2 separate regions of the Homo sapiens genome follow, and region 1 is linked to region 2. A link is a loop called in an ENCODE intact Hi-C map of the cell type or tissue named here. Cell type or tissue: HCT116. All regions are shown on one strand. Links, peaks and the distances in the headings refer to the core of each region. The heading gives the core; the rest is flanking DNA. Region 1 overlaps LRCH1 (leucine rich repeats and calponin homology domain containing 1). Region 2 overlaps LRCH1 (leucine rich repeats and calponin homology domain containing 1).

Region 1 (2,926 bases), core at 91-2,590, 110 kb after region 2:
AAATTTTAAACATTTTACTTCAGAATACAAAGTGATTGCAGTCGAGTTAAGTGAAACAGAGAATGTGATTTATAGGGAAGAGTAGTGAGGTACAGGGTATAGCCACAATGCAAACACAATGGAAAGATACGTTTTCTGATAATATTTATCTTTTCATCTAAGTATGTTACATGTAATACCTGGAAAATATATGTTTAAGACACTTGCTGTGATTTCTGGTTAAAATTCAACCAAAAATGCTTCTACAATTTCCTTATGGAGAAAGACAATGTATACTTTGGCAGAGTAGTTATAAAAAGAATTTTTAATATTTCATAGATTTCTAAATTTTTAAACGGAAAATAAATAGGATTAAAAAACAACAGTTATTAAACAAATGGCCCTCCTTATACCATCCAGTTGTAAATTTTGGAAGTTGAAGAGGGCTAAATGGAAACTTTCTTGATAAACATTTTCTTTACTTAAGTTTTTTTTTTTCTAATGGAGGGGAGGCATTTTTGTTTTTCAGAAAGTATAGCTATTTATGGGCCTAATGTTGTTTAAAGGAAATAAAGCCTAGAATGAAAGATTTATGTGTGGTTTGGTATTTCCTTAGGAATGATATCTGAAACCAAAGGCCTTTTTTTTTTTAAAACTGGGAAACAATTAGTCTTCTTATGTAGCAGTAGAATTACTATCTTTATAGACGAACAGACTAAAACCAGAAAGGTGAGGTGAGCTGCCTGGGTCACACTGTGGGGTTGAGGTGGAGGTGAAGCTGCACCAGGGTTCCTAACTCTGGAATCATCTCTGCCGCATCTACATTCAGGCTGCTTTCATTTGATTAAAAATCCTTAAATTTCCACAGAAAATAATCATTGTGGAAATCTTTCTAAAAATAAAATAACCTTGCAATAGTTATTTTTTCTATGAGTAAAAATTCCAAGAATTCACATGCAGCTGTTATGCTGTACCACAATAATAATAAAGCCATCGTTTTCAATACTCACGGTTCAGTCGATCATGTCAGATGTTTGGAGGTTGTCATTTTTTCCTATTTGCAATTTGTCTCTACTATGCCCTGGGCAACAGAAAAATTTCTGTACCGAAATAGTCTTTACAAATATTTGTTTAGGTTCCCAGATCTGACTTTTATGTTTATCTTCATTCTCTTTGTTCTTAACTTTGACCTGTGATTGGAATACATTTTCTAATGTAATGCTATCTTTGTAAATAACCTTTATAAATAAACATTATCTTATTACCAGCTCAACCTAACATAATGTAACTTGACTTTTATTTATACATTTAGTTATTATTTTTGGTAAGGTTGTCCTTTTTTTACCTTGCTCACTGTCTTGCTTTATATAAAATTATCCTTTTTTTAAAATTCTTTCAAATATCTTATTCCCATTCTATCTCATTTTAAATTCCCCATTTCTCTAAAACTTATTCTTCAAACAGATTTTTTAAAATTGGCAACCTGGGTAGAAGGTCCTTGGGAGTTTGAGTTCTCAAAGTCCCCAAAGTTCTGCCCCATAAGGTGGATGAAGGAGGATGTGGACGTTTGTCTGTAGGTTTCTCTGGGCCCACCCCTGGAGCTGGATGGGACAGCTTTAACCTCCGTTTTTAACCTGATAGTTTAACTTCTGCTTTTCCCCCTGCTCTTGTGTCCTCTTACTGAATCTTTCCTCTTCCCTTCACTTTGAAGTTAAAAACCATTTCTATCTTCTTTGGGGTCATTTTTGCTCTTTCATTTGCAGTGAATTTGTAGGTGCTAATTTATACTTATTGAAAATTAATCTTTAAGTTATCACCAGAGAATGGATGAATGGACCAGTTTACATTAGTCTCTGAAATAACCATGTATCTTGTACCAGTTTACAGATATTTTCCTTAATTTTTTACAGTAATCTTGCACTATAGGTATTATTTTTCCCATTAGAGAAATGAAGAAACTGAGGATATAAGAGGCTTTTTAGTGGCTCTTAACTCTGGTTTTATATTAGAATCACCTGGGCGTTTTGTAAAACTATAGTCACTTAGGCCCCATAGTCAGAAATGCTAATTTATTTGGTGTAGCATTGAGTCTAAGCACTGGTCATTTGTTTTACTTCTTTTTATGGGATGTTATGTGGTGTTCAAGTAAGGTTGACAGTCACTGGGTTAAGTAAATTGTCTAAGACCATAGAGAAGAAATGTGAGCATTTTGAGGACACCGAATGTGTCCAGTTCAATTTTAGGCACCAGAAGGGAATGAATGAATCAGCTAGTGAGAGTTCTGATTCACAGTAGCCTGGATCTAAAGCTCGTGATATTTTTTCAAAGCCAAGATACTGCTGCCTTTGAGTTTGTATATCTTAAACATCATGTCCAGTTCAGGTTCTTAACTTCCAAGGAGAAGTTGAGAGCTACATTTTAAAACTTCATGTTTCCACAGAGAAGAAATCTCCTCTCATTCAGTTAAATTTAGGTATAAATATTTTTCATATGAAGATGCATTTCATGCAATAATTAAATGAGAAAGTGCATTTGGGCAATTTTTAGAGCAAAGGGCTTTCTTTCTTTGCTTGACTCAAAGATGTTCTCACAACAAGTACATAAATGGTTTCTTGTACACATCCTTAAATATCTGCTGAGTGCCTATTATGTGCTACACATGATGCTCATTACTATGGATGCAGCTCTGAAAGAGACAGCCAAAATCTCTTTGCTTTCATATAACATTTATTTCAGAGTCTAATGCATTCACACCTAGAAACTAAGTTTAGGAGATTATTCATAAGAGGAAAAACTCAGGCGACTGATCATCAGAATAGAATAATCTTTGCAATGACGTTCTCCAAACAGACTGAGCTTTAAGTGAGGGAGTGTTTGAAACGTTTGTTTCATTTACTCGTTCAACAAACTCATTCTGCCCCACTCACTGCTTTGTGGGGCAGGAATA
Region 2 (2,926 bases), core at 102-2,601:
GTGTTCAGTAGTTGGATTTGTAACCTGAATGTTTTTATGTCTACTGACTTGCAACGTTGTCATATAAATTAAAGATCATAGATCCAGCTATGGTTTAAAGGTGACTTCCAGGACATGGATTTGAAAGATCAGAATTTGAATCTCATCTCTTTCCATTCTAGCTTGGTAACCTTGAGGAAACCACTTAACTTCTCTAAGCCTCAAAGGTGTCAAGTAGATTAATGCAACTATGTATAGCTGACCCTGAGGAATTTTTGGTTCCGCTAGAATAAAGCTTGAATTTTTGGACATTAGAAGGATCTTTGAAGATGATGTAGCTTCGTTGTGTAACTGAAGACCAGAGAAATTTAAGTGAGTTTCCTGGAATAGTTTATGCCTCTGCTTCCTGTGTCATGATTACCACCCAGAACACGTGCTTAATTGGGGACAGGTAATCCATTCAGGGTGAAGAACATGGCTTTTGGGTCAGTCTGCAGTGGATCTAAATCAGCCCCCTGCTGTTTACTGTGTCTGTAGTCTAGAAAAAGCTATTTAACTTCTTGCAGATTTAGCCTAACTATGAAATTAAATTGGGGATTTAAAAAAACTCATAGGGACGTGGTGAGGCTTGACTGAGATAAATTTATGCAAAGCTCTTAGCACAATGGCTAGTACCCAGAAAGTGCTCAACATTATTATTATTTCCTAATTGAAGGGCATTGATGATTTAAAATAAAATGGAGGCTGGGTACAGGCTCATGTCTGTAATCCCTACACTTTGGGAGGCCGAGTTGGGTGGAACACTTGAGCCCAGGACTTTGAGACTAGATTGGGCAACATGGTAAAACTCCATCTCTATAAAAAATACACAAATTAGCTGACTGCGGTGGTGCCTGTAGCCCCAGCTACTGAAGAGGCTGAGGTGGGAGGATGGATTGAGCCCCGGAGGTCAGTGCTGCAGTGAACCATGATTGTGCCACTGTGCTCCAGCCTGGGCAACAGAGCAAGACCCGGTCAACAAATACATACATGCATACATACATGCATGCATACATACATACATACATACATACATGTAAATAATTAAATAACTCATTTCTTGTCAGATAAATGGCTGTATCTTTATAATAAGATATCTGTATCCTGTGACTTCATCCTGTAAATAATTTTGTGCCTCTTGTGCTTTCTATGATCTAGGGAGGAGAAAGCTAATTCTTCTTCATTTTATGCACGGAGCAGAGACACGGAGAGCCTCTAATTTATTTCTTCTTGGTGTGGCCCTGTTTTCTGAGCATGGGTGTGTCTGATCCCTGGGGAGAGCAGAGCCACACTGTGGATCTGAGGTGCTGGGAAGCCATCCAGTTTCCTCCTCCTGACCCTGACTCAAGTCTTCCCTGAAATCTCTGTCAGCCCCATTCTCTTTCTGTCAGCCCCATTCTCTTTCTGTCAGCCGCCCTCCTTACATAACCCAAATGGGTTGTTTGCAAAGCTAGTGTCGCTGAGGTGTTCTGTGTACAACAGAAAAGAATCTAGGGAGGATTCCTATGTGTCACTAAAGCCAGTAATTAAGTGGACAACAGGGGGAGCTAACACTGAATGCACCAATAAATTTCAAGACTCCTGCTACCCTAGGTAACCGAGTCAATAGTATTAGAAACCATTTTAAGCATTGGTAGTTTTAAACATGCTGTTTAAAAACAATTTTAAATTTACCTTCACTTTTCTAATTGGATACTTTACTATTCAGAGTACTATGAGATGAGGGTCTCGCTTTGGAGTGCAGGGGACTGATCTTGGCTTACTGCAGCCTCAATCTCCTGGGCTCAAGCGATCCTCCCACCTCAGCCTCCTGAGTAGCTGAGACTATAGGCTCGTGCCACCATAGCTGGCTAATTTTTAATTTTTTTGTAGAGATGGGGTCTCACTATGTTGCCCAGGCTGGTCTTGAACTCCTGGCCTCAAGCAATCCTCCTGCCTTGGCCTTCTAAAATGTTGGCATTATAGGCGTGAGCCACCATGCCCGGCCAAACTTCTTTTGAAATTAGCTTGTTGATTCTTCCTCACCTCCCAGTTGTTTTTGTGCCAGAATTAATTTTTCTCCTTGTATTATAGAATAGTTTGGAGGAGTATTGAAAGAATTAGGGGGTAGAGTTGCCAGATGTAGCAAATAAAAATACAAGACACCCAGTTAAATGTGAATTTCATATAAATAACTACTTTTTTTTTGCTATACATATGTCCCATGCAATATTTGAGACATACTTATACTAAAAGATTGTTAATTATCTGAAATTCAGATCTAACTGGGCATCCTGTATTTTATCTGGCAACCCTAACTGGGGTGGGGATGGTGAGGAGGGCCTTGGATGTGGCCAGAGGAGAGGTGTCAGAGCCTCAGGTGTCTTCTTGTGGGTGACCGAGGTGGCTGCAGCACAGTAGCCTTGCTCCCTGGGTCTGGGGCCTGTGCCTTCTCCCTGTAGTCACTTAGAATAGGATGATGGGGGTGGCTCAAGGCAGTGGAATAAATTAATTCTGAAGGAACACACTGGGCCAGAGTCCTAGAACAGTTTACTTAATGATAGTGTTATTTTAATTTTCAATTGTTTGCCTTTCTTCCCTGTGATACGGAATAAACATGAAATTGTATCTGGAGCGGAGCAGGCAGAACTTACATCTTGTTGGTCTTGTTCTGCCCTCAGCCTCTGATGTTCTACAAGGTTTATCCTTTTGTTTCTTTTTTTATTATCCAAGGAATGAGATATGCCAGAAAAATGTGACAGGTATTTATGAAATGCTTTGAACTAGGTGAGCTTAGAGCATAAGTAATTTTAGGTCATTTATCTCATCACAACACTATCTACAGAGTTTTAACCCTTATCATAAGGAACAGACCATGATGACACTGACATTATCAACATAACGACACACATGCTTTTCTATTCCTAAT

The links. Peaks named below come from ENCODE experiments on the same cell type or tissue, not always from the same donor. Only the 100,000 strongest peaks of a DNase experiment are listed, where the experiment ranks them.
Region 1: a loop joins it to region 2, with 2.7 times the contacts of the local background. A loop is called at or near these places in 6 of 110 quality-filtered maps.

Annotation. Positions count from the first base shown.
Region 1 is chr13:46,716,437-46,719,362 of GRCh38, forward strand. All of the region lies in intron 16 of LRCH1 (leucine rich repeats and calponin homology domain containing 1), which reads left to right. Among named protein-coding and RNA genes, the nearest start is that of ESD, 79 kb to the right of the region's middle. In HCT116, for the core only: no CTCF peak of the experiment used is centred there; no DNase peak of the experiment used is centred there.
Region 2 is chr13:46,601,952-46,604,877 of GRCh38, forward strand. All of the region lies in intron 1 of LRCH1 (leucine rich repeats and calponin homology domain containing 1), which reads left to right. Among named protein-coding and RNA genes, the nearest start is that of LRCH1, 50 kb to the left of the region's middle. In HCT116, for the core only: a CTCF peak has its summit at 1,562 (motif pointing right); no DNase peak of the experiment used is centred there; H3K4me3 peaks cover 532 bases; H3K27ac peaks cover 409 bases.